3 separate regions of the Homo sapiens genome follow, and regions 2 and 3 are each linked to region 1. The links are chromatin contacts, found by Hi-C or POLR2A ChIA-PET in ENCODE. All regions are on one chromosome and are shown on one strand. Each heading gives the region's core, a stretch centred on a gene start or an enhancer-like site at or near the end of the contact. The rest is flanking DNA. Distances are from core to core; before and after follow the strand shown. Region 1 holds the start of COA7 (cytochrome c oxidase assembly factor 7). Region 2 overlaps ZYG11A (zyg-11 family member A, cell cycle regulator). Region 3 holds the start of ZYG11A (zyg-11 family member A, cell cycle regulator).

The links. A loop is a pair of places that touch in the nucleus more often than their neighbours do. ChIA-PET counts read pairs that join two places held with the same protein, here RNA polymerase II (POLR2A). Pooled maps may share reads with other maps.
Region 2: a loop to region 1 is called in a pooled map, with 4 times the contacts of the local background. The contact joins the enhancer-like site here to the promoter of COA7 in region 1. A Hi-C loop is called at or near these places in 4 of 37 single-sample maps with no recorded cell type and 4 of 50 pooled maps. POLR2A ChIA-PET finds 5 or more read pairs at or near these places in 4 of 52 experiments (A673, H1 and WTC11).
Region 3: a loop to region 1 is called in a map of GM12878, with 4 times the contacts of the local background. The contact joins the promoter of ZYG11A here to the promoter of COA7 in region 1. A Hi-C loop is called at or near these places in 5 of 168 maps with a recorded cell type or tissue (B cell, GM12878, K562 and 2 more), 24 of 37 single-sample maps with no recorded cell type and 15 of 50 pooled maps. POLR2A ChIA-PET finds 5 or more read pairs at or near these places in 13 of 52 experiments (AG04450, B cell, GM12878 and 8 more).

Annotation. Positions count from the first base shown.
Region 1 is chr1:52,695,567-52,700,214 of GRCh38, forward strand. COA7 (cytochrome c oxidase assembly factor 7) reads right to left here and starts at 2,781. Exons shown (of 3, transcript NM_023077.3): 1 at 2,655-2,781. The coding sequence starts at 2,760. RefSeq lists a silencer at 2,761-2,900 and an enhancer at 2,951-3,010.
Region 2 is chr1:52,858,647-52,863,294 of GRCh38, forward strand. It overlaps ZYG11A (zyg-11 family member A, cell cycle regulator), which reads left to right. Exons shown (of 14, transcript NM_001004339.3): 4 at 2,085-2,225. Among named protein-coding and RNA genes, the nearest start is that of ZYG11A, 18 kb to the left of the region's middle. Within about 2 kb of position 1,970, at least 3 of the 41 ENCODE cell types and tissues checked have a DNase peak (open chromatin) inside an H3K27ac peak, as active enhancers do.
Region 3 is chr1:52,840,460-52,845,107 of GRCh38, forward strand. ZYG11A (zyg-11 family member A, cell cycle regulator) reads left to right here and starts at 2,301. Exons shown (of 14, transcript NM_001004339.3): 1 at 2,301-2,514. The coding sequence starts at 2,425. RefSeq lists a silencer at 2,051-2,380 and an enhancer at 2,882-3,475.

The DNA.
Region 1 (4,648 bases), core at 1,531-4,030:
GGAATTTAATTATGTGAGGGTATATAATTGGGCATTGATAACAAATAGGTTATTTTAAAATCTAATATTTAACATAACAAAATTGAAATTAAAATATCAGTTTATCTGCGAGTAGAAATGGATTTTAAGGGAGTAAAGTGCAAAGAGAGGGACAGGTTAGAAGGCGACTTCAGTTATCCAGGTAAGAAAGTGGGACATGCAAGGAACTACTACACCAGTCGCTACGGTAACTATAGCCTCTTCTCAGGTCTCGTAAAGTGCTGCAGCCAGTCCTTTTGATATATCCACCCTTCCCAATTCCAAGAACTTGCTTCTCAGACATGTTTTGCTCTCCATTGCCTACAGAGCAAAGTCTATATTCCTTACCCTGGCATTCAAGCCCTGACATACTGTGGGCCAGACTCCCGCTTCAAACGTACTAAATCCTGACTTCAACCTTCCAAAAGATAGCACTTTCTTCTCCCACCCTCTCCTCCATTTAATCAACACTTGCCCAGCCCTCCAGACCTCCCCTCAAAGTCTTCCCTAACCACCCTGTTCCTTAGTGACCCCAATTCCTCTAAGTTCTTTCTATACTTAGGACATGGACCAGCTCTCAAAGAACAACCCCAGGTTCTTTTTTTTGAGACGTTGTTTCACTCTTGTTGCCCAGGCTGGAGTGTGATGGCGCGATCTCAGCTCACTGCAACCTCCGCCTCCCAGGTTCAAGCCATTCTCCTGTCTCAGCCTCCCGAGTAGCTGGGATTACAGGCGCATGCCACCACGTCCGGCTAATTTTTGTATTTTTAGTAGAGACAGTTTAATCATATTGGTCAGGCTGGTCTTGAACTCCTGTCCTCAGGTGATCTGCCCACCTCAGCCTCCCAAAGTGCTGGGATTACAGGCGTGAGCCACTGTGCCCGGCCCAACCCCAGGTTCTTTTCAAGCCATCATACTGCAGAGCAACTCTGTGTCATGACTATGTTATGATATGTATATGGTTGTGTTATGGTCTATGTTACGGATTAGCCTCAAGGAATAGCTATGTCATTTCTGCAAACTAAACTGACTAAACTGCAAGCTATTAGAAGGTAGGGCCAGTGCCACTTTTTTTCTTTTCTTTTTTTTTTTAGTAGTGACAGGGTTTCATCATATTGCCCAGGCTGGTCTTGAACTCCTGGCCTCAAGTGATCCTCCCACCTCACCTCAGCCTCCCAAAGAGCTAGGATTACAGGCTTGTGCCACCACACCAGTCCTTTATTTGAAAGAAAAAAAAAAAAAAGGCTGGGCACGGTGGCTCACACCTGTAATCCCAGCACTTTGGGAGGCCAAGGCAGATGGATTGCTTGAGGTCAGGAGTTCGAGACCAGCCTGGCCAACATGGTGAAACCCTGTCTCTACGAAAATACAAAAATTAGCCAGGCCTGGTGGTGGGTGCCTGTAATCCCAGCTACTCGGGAGGCTGAGGCAGGAGAATTGCTTTAACCCAGGAGGCAAAGGTTGCAGTGAGCTGAGATCGAGCCATTGTACTCCAGCCTGGGTGACAGAGTGAGACTCAGTCTCAAAAAAACAAAAAAATTAAAAAGTAGGCAGTGTGCAGTGGTTCATGCCTGTAATCAAAGGCGGGAGGATCACTTGAGCCCAGGAGTTGCGACCAGCCTGGACAACGTAGTGACATACTATCTCAAAAAAGAAAGAAAATACAAAAAATAAAAATAAAGCAAGAAGAAGAAAACCACCCAAAGGTATTAGCTGCTCTGGGTGGACCCCTCTGGTCACCACCATCCACCTATACTCTTAAGTCAATTCAATGTTCACACAACACACAGGACACATTTGTGATTCAGGGCGTCTTCGCCAGCTGTTACCTATGGTAAGAACTGCATGGTTCACTCCCTTACCTTCTTCAAGGCTTTATTCAATTGCCACTTTCTCAGTGATCTTCCCTGATCACTCAATTTAAAACTGCCCTCCTGCCCTCCTGACACCCTTCACCCAGTCTTTTTTCCACGGCACTTACTACTTTCTTTTTATTTATTTTTTTTGAGACGGAGTCTCGCTCTGTCGCCCAGGCTGGAGTGCAGTGGCGCGATCTCTGCTCACTGCAAGCTCCGCCTCCCGGGTTCACACCACTCTCCTGCCTCAGCCTCCCGAGTAGCTGGGAATACAGGCGCCTGCCACCACGCCCGGCTAATTTTTTGTATTTTTAGTAGAGACAGGGTTTCACCGTGTTAGCCAGGATGGTTTCGATCTCCTGACCTCGTGATCCACCCGCCTCAGCCTCCCAAAGTGCTGGGATTATAGGCGTGAGCCACGGCTCCCGGCCGGTACTTACTACTTTCGAACACGATTTCATGAATTACCTGAGGCTTATTGCCCGACTCCCCGCACTAGCTTGGAAGCTCCACGAGGGCAGGGAGTTTCATCTGTTCACCGATGGATCCCCAGTCCCTAACCCAAAAGCCCCAGCACGTCTCTTCCTACCCGCCCCGGCCTCCTGGCTCGGTCTTCCCGGGACACATCGCCCTTCCCAACACACGCGGTCACCGCGATCCACAGACCCCGTCCCCCGCCCGCCACGTGATTCCTTCTCCAGCCTCTCAGAGGTCGCAGACCAGACCTCTCCGGGCACGTCCCTCCCCGACGCGTCGCCGGGCTGCGCTGGAGCCGCTCACCGTCCGGGTCCTTCTCGTGGTAGCAGTGGTAGTTGCACTCCACCTCCATGTTCTCCAAAAAGGACTTGACCTGCTCCTCATCCTGGAAGTCCACCATGCCGGCCATGGTTCGCGCCGGCCCAAAGACGGTCACGTGAGCCGGCGGAGGGGGCGGGGCGGGGCGTGGGGCTGACGCCGACGCCAACCGCGGCGCTCTCCCGGGATCCCGGGGCGAGCCAAGCGAGCCTGTGCTTCCCAGCAGCCATCGCGCCGTTAAGGGCGCTGGCAGCCACGCTTCCAGGGCTACCGCCTTCCTGAAACTGGGGGCTGTCTCTCTGCAGCACCTTACCTATGCTCGCTTTGTAGCCTTAGTGATTTTCCACCTGCAGTCATTTATCTATGTATAATCCCTAAGCGCCTACTGTGTGCCTCACCAGTGCATTGTTCTAGGGATATGACAGCTAGGAATATGGTCCCTGCCTTCAAAGAACTTGGAGTTCAATAGGAAGACATTCGCTTATCCATTCAGCAAGCATTTAGAGGAGCTTCTATATGTGCCAGGTGTAGCTGGACAAAGTGCAGTGAGCAGTCTGATTCATCTGTCTTCTTCCCAGACCTGTCTTGGCCACCAACATGAATTACCTAAGCAATGAATGGCTATGGGAGATGTTGACTGGCACACAGTAGCAGTGAAGGGTGTAGCAACGTCACTGTTATAACACCTAGTACTCAAACAGTGCTGAACTTTGTTCCAGGCTCTAAATGCTTTATATGAATTAACTCATTTAATTCTCATTATATATCATGTCACTGTAAAAACACTCACAGTGACACTGTGGGTAGGTATTATTATTATCCCCATTCTACAGATAAGAAAACTAAAGTACAGAGAAATTAAGTAGTTTGTCCAAGGTCACACAGTAAGTGAGGGAGTTGGTATGCAATAATAATTTTTTTTAAAAAAATAAAAGAATGAATGAGGCCGGGCGCGGTGGTTCACGCCTGTAATCCCAGCACTTTGGGAGGCCGAGGTGGGTGGATCACCTGAGGTCAAGAGTTCGAGACCAGCCTGGCCAACCTGGTGAAACTCTGTCTCTACTAACAATACAAAATTAGCAGGGGTCTCTACTAAAAATACAAAATTACAGGGAGCACACCTGTAATCCTAGCTCTTTGGGAGGCTCAGGCAGGAGAATTGCTTTAACCTGGGAGGTGGAGGTTGCAGTGAGCCGAAATTGTGCCATTGCATTCCAGCCTGGGCGACAAGAGCGAAAAAGAATGAATGAGGTAGAAAAGGAACATGTCAAGGAGATGGGGAGGAGGAGAGGAAATTTACCTACATTTTGCTTTGTTTTCCTGCTCCTGTTCCTGCTAAGAATCATCAGTTCCATAAAGCTTAGATGGAAAGTTCTCCTAAGACAGCCACTTCCTATTCGTCTTTTTTTTTTTTTTTTTTGAGACGGAGTTTCGTTCTTGTTGCCCAGGCTGAAGTGCAATAGCGCGGTCTCAGCTTACTGCAACCTCCGCCTCCCAGGTTCAAGCGATTCTCTTGCCTCAGCCTCCCGAGTAGCTGGGCTTACAGGTGCCCACCACCACGCCCGGCTAATTTTTTTTGTATTTTTAGTAGAGACAGGGTTTCACTATATTGGCCAGGCTGGTCTTGAACTCCTGACCTCAGGTGGTCCGCTGGCCTCGGCCTCCCAAAGTGCTGGGATTACAGGCGTGAGCCACCACACCCGGCTGACTTCCCATTCATCTTTGAATTCCATCCAGCCCTACTTTTGAATTCTCAATGGAGCTAAATCCATGGCTTCCCATCGCCTATAACAATGCTTTCCAAATGGCTCCATTATTAAGCTATCCCCAATGGCAGCAAAGAATGGACTATTTCCAACCACTTATTTATTGGAAGGCAGCCAATAATGTCTGAAATCCCAGTTTTATTTTTTAAATTCATAGGATTTTACATTCATTTCCCCATAATACATCTTTCATAGGATAACAGAAGATTGCCT
Region 2 (4,648 bases), core at 720-3,219, 160 kb after region 1:
TTGTTGCCCAGGGTGGAGTGCAATGGCGCAATCTCGGCTCACTGCAACCTTCGCCTCCCGGGTTCAAGCGATTCTCCTGCCTCAGCTTCCCGAATAGCTGGGATTACAGGTGTGCACCACCACACCTGGCTAATTTTTTGTATTTTTAGTAGAGGCAGAGTTTCACTATGTTGGTCAGGCTGGTCTCGAACTCCCAGACCTCAGGTGATCCACCTGCCTTGGGCTCCCAAAGTGCTGGGATTACAGGCATGAGCCACCATGCTTGGCCCAGAGCTGTTGTTTTAAAGTAACTCTTTCTTTATAATAATACCTCCTTAGTTCTTCCTAGGGGAAGAGAATAAAGTGATTTGTATACTCATTAGTTGTGTTAACATTTTATTCTTTTGATTTGAAGTTAGCAATTGTTGTATTTTAATTAATTAATTAATTAATTTTTTATTGAGACAGAGTCACTCTGTTGTTCAGGATGGAGTGCAGTGGCACAATCTTGGCTCACTGCAACCTCTGCTGTGAGCTGAGATCCCCAAATTTTTTTTGGGACAGTCGAGTCCTGCTCTGTCGCCCAGGCTGGAGTGCAGTGGTCCGATCTTGGCTCACCACCAAGGATTATCTCTTCCCCCCTTGGATAAACTTGGCATCTTTGTTGAAAATCGGGTGTCCGTATATGTGTGAGTCTGTTACTGGGCTCTTTATTTTTTATTTTTTTTGAGACGGAGTCTTGCTCTGTCGCCCAGGCTGGAGTGCAGTGACACGATCTCTGCTCACTGCAATCTCCGCCTCCCGGGTTCACGCCATTCTCCTGCCTCAGGCTCCAGAGTAGCTGGGACTATAGGCACCCACCACCACGCCTGGCTAATTTTTTGTATTTTTAGTAGAGATGGTGTTTCACCGTGTTAGCCAGGATAGTCTCGATCTCCTGACCTCGTGATCTGCCTGCCTCATCCTTCCAAAGTGCTAGGATTACAGGTGTGAGCCACCACGCCCAGCTGGGCTCTTTATTTTTATCTGTTTGTGTATTGCCTTTTTTTTTTTTTTTTTTTTTTTTTTTTGAGACAGAGTCTCGGTCTGTCACCCAGGCTGGAGTGCAGTGGTGTGATCTCGGCTCACTGCAACCTCTGCCTCCCGGGTTCAAGTGATTCTCCTGGCTCAGCCTCCCTAGTAGCTGGGACTATAGGCGTGCACCACCACGCCCATCTAATTTTTGTACTTTTAGTAGAGATGAGGATTTACCATGTTGGCCAGGCTGGTCTTGAACTCCTGACCTCAGGTGATCTGCCCACTTTGGCCTCCCAAAGTATTGGGATTACAGGCCTGAGCCATTGTGCCCCGGCCTACTGTCTTGATTACTATAACTTTATATGAAGTCTTGAAATTGGGTAATGTGACTTCTTCAACTGTTATTCTGTTTCATAATTGTTTTGGTTATTCTAGGTTCTTTGTATTTCCATATAAATCATAAAAGCAACTTGTCAATATCTACAAAAAGGACTACTGGTATTTTAGTTGGGATTGCATTAAATCTGTAGGTCAGTTTGAGGAAAATTGCCGTTTAATAACGTTGAGTCTCATGTTGTTTTAAAAAATAGAGGCGAGGTCTCACTATGTTGTCCAGGCTGGTCTCGTAGTCCTGGGCTCAAGCAACCCTTGAGCCTCAGACTCCCAAAGTGTTGGGATTACAGGCATTAGCCACCACGCCTGGCGCTAGTCTCCTGATTCTTGAATCCTGTATATCTCTGCATTTATTTAGATCTTTACTTTCTCTCAGCATATTTTGTCATGTAGCTGGGACTACAGGCGCCTGCCACCACGCCTGGCTAATTTTTGTAATTTTAGTAGAGATGGGGTTTCACCATATTGTTCAGGCTGGTCTCTACTCCTGACCTCGGGTGATTCACCTGCCTCAGCCTCACAAAGTGCTGGGATTACAGGCGTGAGCCACTGCGCCTGGCCAACACCTGGAACATTTAATTGAACATTTGTTGTTATTGTCTTAAACACTGGATGCCCCAAAAACCCTGTGGTTAAAAATGAATGGTGAAAAAATATGAATGGTGAAACCTGTTTGGTAACATCTTTATTTTCAGGTTGCTGGAGGAGCCAGTATGAGTCAGATTTCAGAAGCACTGAGCCGATACAGGAACAGATCATGTTTTGTGAAGGAAGCCCTCCACAGGCTGTTCACAGAGACATTTTCAATGGAGGTAACCATGCCTGCTATTTTAAAGGTAATTGAAGGAAGACAATTTTTACTATTACTTCTTAACTTGGTTCAATTAATAATTGTTCACGAACCACACTGAATATAATAAATTATATGCTTTATTCTATAGTGAGTCAAGTGCTCTCATAGAGCAAAGAATGTTAAGCTTAGCTGCCAAAGTGTCTTTTGCTTTGAGCATCTGGATTTATGTGGAATAAATTAGAATCAAAACAGTTAAAATTTGGTCTAAGTAAGGGAATAATAGGATCATGTGGCTTTCTGAAAGAAAACAAGTGCAGAACAAAATAAAAATAATTAAGGGTGGCCAAATCTACCACTTGAAGTATTTTGTGAATGACATAAAGTTGCTTTTATCGATATAGCCAAACTTAGCTTTGGTTTAGGGAAGGATGCGTTTTATTGTAAATGTAATTACAAGTATTAAGAGGCTTGGGAAAGAAAACTTCAGTTATTTATTTTTCTTTTATACATGTGTTTATTTGAAAATTGTTGTTTTTAGTGAAACATAACAATGAAAGGTCTTAAGAAAAACCTTGTCTTTATTTGTAATTTTTTGCAATTCCTTAAAAATGTGGATATTTTCCCAGCACTTTGGGAGGCCGAAGCGGGTGGATCACGAGGTCAAGAGATTGAGACCATCCTGGCCAACATGGTGAAACCCCGTCTCCACTAAAAACAATACAAAAATTTGGTGGGCGTGGTGGCGCACTCCTATAGTCCCAGCTACTTGGGAGACTGAGGCAGGAGAATCGCTGGAACTCGGGAGGTGGAGGTTGCAGTGAGCCGAGATTGTGCCATTGCACTCCCTCCTGGTGACAGAGCGAGACTCAAAAAAAAATATTTTTACAGCATGGGAGATTAACTTTATTTACAGCTCAAAAGCTGTATAAAGAAAAACTCTGGGTCAGCTGTGGTGGCTCATGCCTGTAATCCCACCACTTTGGTTGGGAGGCCGAGATGGGAGGATTTCCTGGGGCCAGGAGTTCAAGACTAGCCTGATCAACATTAGTAAGACCCTGTCTCTACAAAAATTTAGAAAAAGAAAAAAAATTAGCTTCTGGCTGGGCACCATGGCTCACGCCTGTAATCCCAGCACTTTTTGGGAGGCTGAGGTGGACAGATCACCTGAGGTCAGGAATTTGAACAGCCTGGCCAACATGGTAGAACCCCGTCTCTACTAAAAATACAAAAATTAGCCAGGCGTGGTGGCAGGTGCCTGTAATCCCAGCTACTCAGGAGGCTGAGGCAGGAGAATCACTTGAACCTGGGAGGTGGAGGTTGCAGTGAGCCGAGATGATACCACTGCACTCCAGCCTGGGCGACAGAGCAAGACTCTGTCTCAAAAAACAAAAAAAAAGTTAGGTGGGCATGGTTGTACATGCCTATAGTCCCAGCTACTTGGGTGACTGAGATTGGAGGACTACGTGAGCCCAGGATTTTTTTTTGGTTTTTTTTTTTTTTTGAGACGGCGTCTCGCTCTGTCGCCTAGGCTGGAGTGCGGTGGCTTGATCTCCGCTCACTGCAGGCTCCACCTCCCGGGTTCACACCATTCTCCTGCCTCAGCCTCCCAAGTAGCTGGGACTACAGGCGCCCGTCACCACGCCCAGCTACTTTTTTGTATTTTTTAGTAGAGATGGGGTTTCACCGTGTTAGCCAGGATGGTCTCGATTTCCTGACCTCGTGATCCGCCCGCATTGGCCTCCCAAAGTGCTGGGATTACAGGCGTGAGCCACTGCGCCCGGCAAGCCCAGGAGTTTGAGGCTGCTACAGTAAGCTATGATGGTGCCACTATACTCCAGCCTGGGTAACAGAGCGAGATCCCAACTCAAAAAAATAAAATAAATTAAAAATTCTCGACCTTTTTTTCCATCTGTAAGGAAGAGATTGAATTAGATGTTCTTCTGTTTTTGTTTGTTTTTGTTGTTCTTTGAGACAGGGTCTCACTCTGTTGCCCAGGCTGGAGTGCAGTGGCATGATATGATCTCAGCCAACTGCAGCCTTGACCTCCTGGGCTCAAGTGATCCTCCTGCCTCAGCCTCCTGAGTAGCTGGAACTATAGGCATGCCCCACCATGCCTGGCTGTTTTTTTTGTTTTTTCTGTAAAGATGAGGTCTTACTGTGTTGCCTAGGCTGAATTTAGATGTTCTAAATTTCTTTTCATACCAGGATTGTGTAGTTTTTGTGAAAATCACATTTCTTTTGGTTTCTGGATTTCTAAATTGCAGATGATGGCAATCTAATGAAACTGAAAAATCAATTTAGCAATATACAAAAAAAAAGTCATTTTCCATAGCAGAAGTATATCCCAGGTCTGTCTCTAGTAGAGGAAACAGATCACAGTGTCCTTGAATGACAGAGCAGGTGGGGTCTAAGCTTGGAACAATGCCCTCATTTTACATTTGTGTTCTAGGTCTTCCACAGTGTAGC
Region 3 (4,648 bases), core at 1,051-3,550, 140 kb after region 1:
TTAGTAGAGATTGGGTTTCACTATGTTGGCCAGGCTGGTCTTGAACTCCTGACTTCAGGCGATCCACCCATCTCGGCCTCCCATAGTGCTGGGATTACAGGCATGAGCCACCGTGCCTGGCCTCATGTGTTACGTTTTAAATTAATTGGTTTAATAATAAGAGCTTAAATAAAATATTTTGTCAGAAAAGTGAAAAACATAATGCCTTTTATTTAGTTCATGTGACTTGGGTAATCTTTGGGAAATAAAGATGGGTTTAAAGATTATTGATAAAATACAAATGTCTTCAAAATGTAAACATGTGGTCAAAATTATGTTCAAATATTAGGTTTGCTAAATGCTTTAAGGTCATAAACTGCTTCCTTGGCTTTTGAAAATTGTTTAACTTGCCTGTTTTCTAGCTCGGTAAGGCCTGGGACATATGCAGTTGGCCACACCTCTAGATATGCTGGAAATAGTCAAACCTTATGAGAACATAACTTACCAGGTTCTATATTAAAGTTAAAATTGCTGAAATTCACACTTCAGCTGTAATAGGAAATATCCTCTCCATTGGGCAAAAGCCGAGGAAATGACTGTAACTTTCCTTCATCCTCGTCATTTACATAGGGCATACCCCAAGTAGAGGGTATTTAAACTCCCAAAAATTCTGTAACGGGGTCTTTGAGCCCCAGTGCTCGGGCCCACTCCCACATTGTGGCATTGTGGAGTGTACTTTCATTTTCAATAAATCCCTTCATTCCTTCCTTGTTTGTGCGTTTTGTCCAATTCTTTGTTCAAGACACCAAGAACATGAACACCCTCCACCGTTAACAAAAGCATATTGGCGGGGGCACGGTGGCTCACGCCTGTAATCCCAACATTTTGAGACGCCGAGGCGTGCGGATCACCAGGTCAGGAGATCTAGACCATCCTGGCCAACATGGTGAAACGCTGTCTCTACTAAAAATACAAAAATTAGCCGGGTGTGGTGGCGCGCGCCTGGAGTCCCAGCTGCTTGGGAGGCTGAGGCAGGAGAATCACTTGAACCCAGGAGGCGGAGGTTGCTGTGAGCTGAGATCGCGTCACTGCACTCCAGCCTGGGCAACAGAGCGAGACTCCGTCTAAAAAAAAAAAAAAAAAAAAAGCATATTGATTGGACTTGCAGTAAGAAAACTCAATTTTGACTCCCAGGTTGGCCACTCATCAGCTGGCCAAAAAACGTGTTGTCTATTCAACCTGTCAGTTCTTCAGTTTCCCTGTGAGAAAAATGGGGATGATACCTACAGCACAGGATTTTTTTTCTTCTTGTAGTAAGTGGATTAAATAAAAGAATAAATAAATGAAAGAAAAGCATTAGGCAAAGTACTTAAAAATAATTTTAACATCTGAATCCAATCCACTTATCAAGGACTTACTATGTAAAAAGCATTGTGATGTGTTTTACATACATTATTTAATCCTTACATTAAGTCTGTGAGATAAAGCATTCTCATTCTATTTTACTGATGAGGAAGTTGAGCTTCAGAGACATCAAGAATCTTGCTCCAGGTTCTCAAACACTAGATGGCTGAGCGGGCATTCTAATTCAGGATTCAAACTCCAAGGCTCATGCTCTTGAGAACTTTCCTTTTCCAAGGTATTGCTTTCTCTTAAATTAGCTAATGTGTACTAACTTGTGGAGTTTCTTTCCTGGAGAAAGTTAGAAGGGTCTCTCGGGGTTTCTTTCTTGGAGCAGGTTATAAGGGTCTTCTCGAGTACTTTTTAAGTAACAAGAAAGCTAAATAGATTTTTTGGTAGATACTTGCCAATATTTTGTATTCGTTTTATATTTGATTTATCCAGATACTCTAAGGAGTTGAAACAGAGAGGACCGTTAGAGAGGTGCTGTTGCCAGATTTTCAGGGGCAAAGTCTTTGAAATATATATTTTAATGTATGAAAGCTTTAAAAAATATATACATATATAGAAATAATGAATATGTGTGTGTGTGTGTGTGTGTGTGTGTGTGTGTGTGTGTGTACATGTATATATATATACAGTATTCCCCAAACCTACACAGCCGGTCCTCGGGGAATATCCTCTCAAGCCCTGAGGTGCAGGGCTGGGAAGGAGTGGGTGAGCGGCTGGGTCGTGGCAGGTTGGTCTGGGGAGGCTGGGGAGGCTGGGGAGGCGGGAGGAGAACGGTTGGCCCCGGCAGCGGCGTGTCGGAGGGCGGATGGGGCTAGGAGGCCGCCCGGGGGGTGGGGTCTGCGGCGGGCCGGCCCCCGCGTGCGCGTCGCCTCGCCGGGCATTTCAAAAGCTCGCCGGCAGGGCGCGGCGCTAGCTCCGTGTGCCTCGCAGGCGTGGTGGGCGCGTCCTGGCAGCCGCCCGCTTGGTTCTCGCGGGATCCGGGCTCCGGCTCGACGCCGGCTCTCTTTTTGACGCCCCGCCGCCGGGGTTGCCATGGTTCATTTCTTGCACCCGGGCCACACGCCCCGGAACATCGTCCCTCCTGACGCTCAGAAGGATGCCCTGGGCTGCTGCGTGGTACAGGTGAGCACCGGGGTGCGGGCGGCGACGCGGACCTCGGCGCCACGTCCAGCTCCGGCGAGCGCGGCGAGTCTCCTGGGACGCTGCCGAGGCACTTGCTGGGGAGTGTGGCCCGCGCGGGGCTGCGGTCTAGATGCCGAGCCCCTTCCAGGCGCAGGCGTCGCTGCGGAGGTGCGTTGTCGGGGGAGGCGGCCTGGGCGCCGCGGAGCGGGGGGTGCTTTTCTGCGCCCGGCGAAGCGCGTGGAACTTGCGCCCTGAGGCAGCGCGGCGAGAGCCCAGTCCCAGAGACCGGGGCGAGCCTCCTCAGGATTCCTCGCCCCAGTGCGGGCTGCTGTGAGCTTAGACGTAGGTGCAGGGCATGGCACTCGGCTTGGCCCGTAGTGGACGGTGTTTTTGCAGTCATGAACCCAAACGCCGCAAACCTTGACCGTTTCCCCACCCGTGTTGTGGACGCAGCGCCCCGCGGAGGCGGTGACCCTTTGGCCGTTACCACCTGAGGCCTTTGGGCCCGGGGCCGGGCGAGTAGCTTAGTCCGGCTGGGGGAACTGGAACCCGAAGTCTGAGATTCTTTCAGTTCCGCGCGTCCGCCCCCGTCCCCGTCCCGTCCCCAGCCTTTGCCGAATGCCTGTTACTCTTAGCTCTGGACAAAATGCAAACCCAAAGAATGTGTGTTTAGCGCCTGCTGTGTGTTAAGTGTCGCCTTTCTTTTCTTTCTTTCTTTTTTTTTTTTTTTTTGAGACGGAGTCTCGCTCTGTCACCAGGCTGGAGTGCAGTGGCGCGATCTGGGCCCACTGCAACCTCCGCCTCCGGGGTTCAAGCGATTCTTCTGCCTCAGCCTCCCGAGTAGGTGGGACTACAGGCGCGTGCCACCATGCCCGACTCATTTTTTGTATTTTTAGTAGAGACGGGGTTTCACCATGTTGGCCAGGATGGTTTCGAACTCCAGACCTCGTGATCTACCCGCCTCGGCCTCCCAGAGTGCTGGGATTACAGGCGTCAGCCACCGTGCCCGGCCAAGTGTCGCCTTTCTAAAGCAGTCTGGTAACCCCTAGTCTTTTGTAGGCTTTGCTAGGCTCCATTTTACCGATGTAGGGAAGTTGGGAGCTCTGAAATTTAGTTGACTTGCTCGTGAACTTGAATTTCACCTCAGGTGTTCAGACCTCTGGCCCCACTTTGGAAAAAACCCGCCAAGGGCCACCCTTGGGGAACTCGAGGGATTGAGTGGTGAAGGCTCGACCCAAAATTTATGGAGAGAAGGAAATGTTCTGATTAAGGTTGTGCTTTACATATTAACGCCTTGTTGGAAGACTTTGTGCCCTGCAGTGATCTAGCCTGTAATCTTTTGAACTCATTTAGAAAAGTTATATAATTTGTGGATTTGTAATTAATGGAAAACTTGGATTTTTTACGTGTGTGCTAGCATCGTCTCAAGCACATTTTTTCCTGCTTGGAATCGAAACAAGATTTCTTTACAAAAGTACTCACACCCATTTTCTCTGTCTAGTTCTGGGTATATCTCATTTTCTTTGTTAAGGATTTTATTTATTTTTAATTAATTATTTTAATTACACAAATATTGCATGAATACTTTTTTCCCTATGAAACATACATACAATTATTTCCATTTATGTCATTTTAATCTTCTCTTAGCAATGTTTTGTAGTTTTTAATATAAAAGTCTTTTCACATTTTGTTAAATTTGTTCCTGTTCTTGATACTATTGTAAATACTTTTTTTTTTTGAGACGGAGTCTCCCAAAGTGCTGGGATTACAGGCATGAGCCACCGTGCCCGGCCAGCAAATATTTTTTAAAACTTTATATTACCTTGTGTATATATAAGAATACATAAAATTGATTTTTGTATATTGATCTTGTATCCTACAGCCTGGCCAAAGTCACTTAGTTTTCTTTATTTTTTTGTAAATTTTTAAAGATTTTCTACACAGTCATATTATTTTCTTTTTATCCTTTTAATTTTTTATTTTTAATTAAGACGGTGGTTTCCCTATTGTCCAGGCTGGTCTTTGAACTCCGGCTCAAGCAATCCTCTTGCCTTGGCCTCCCATATCTTTTCAATTTTTTGCTTCATGAATTTTGAAGCTATTAGTAAGTTCGTATGCATTTAGGAATGTTAAT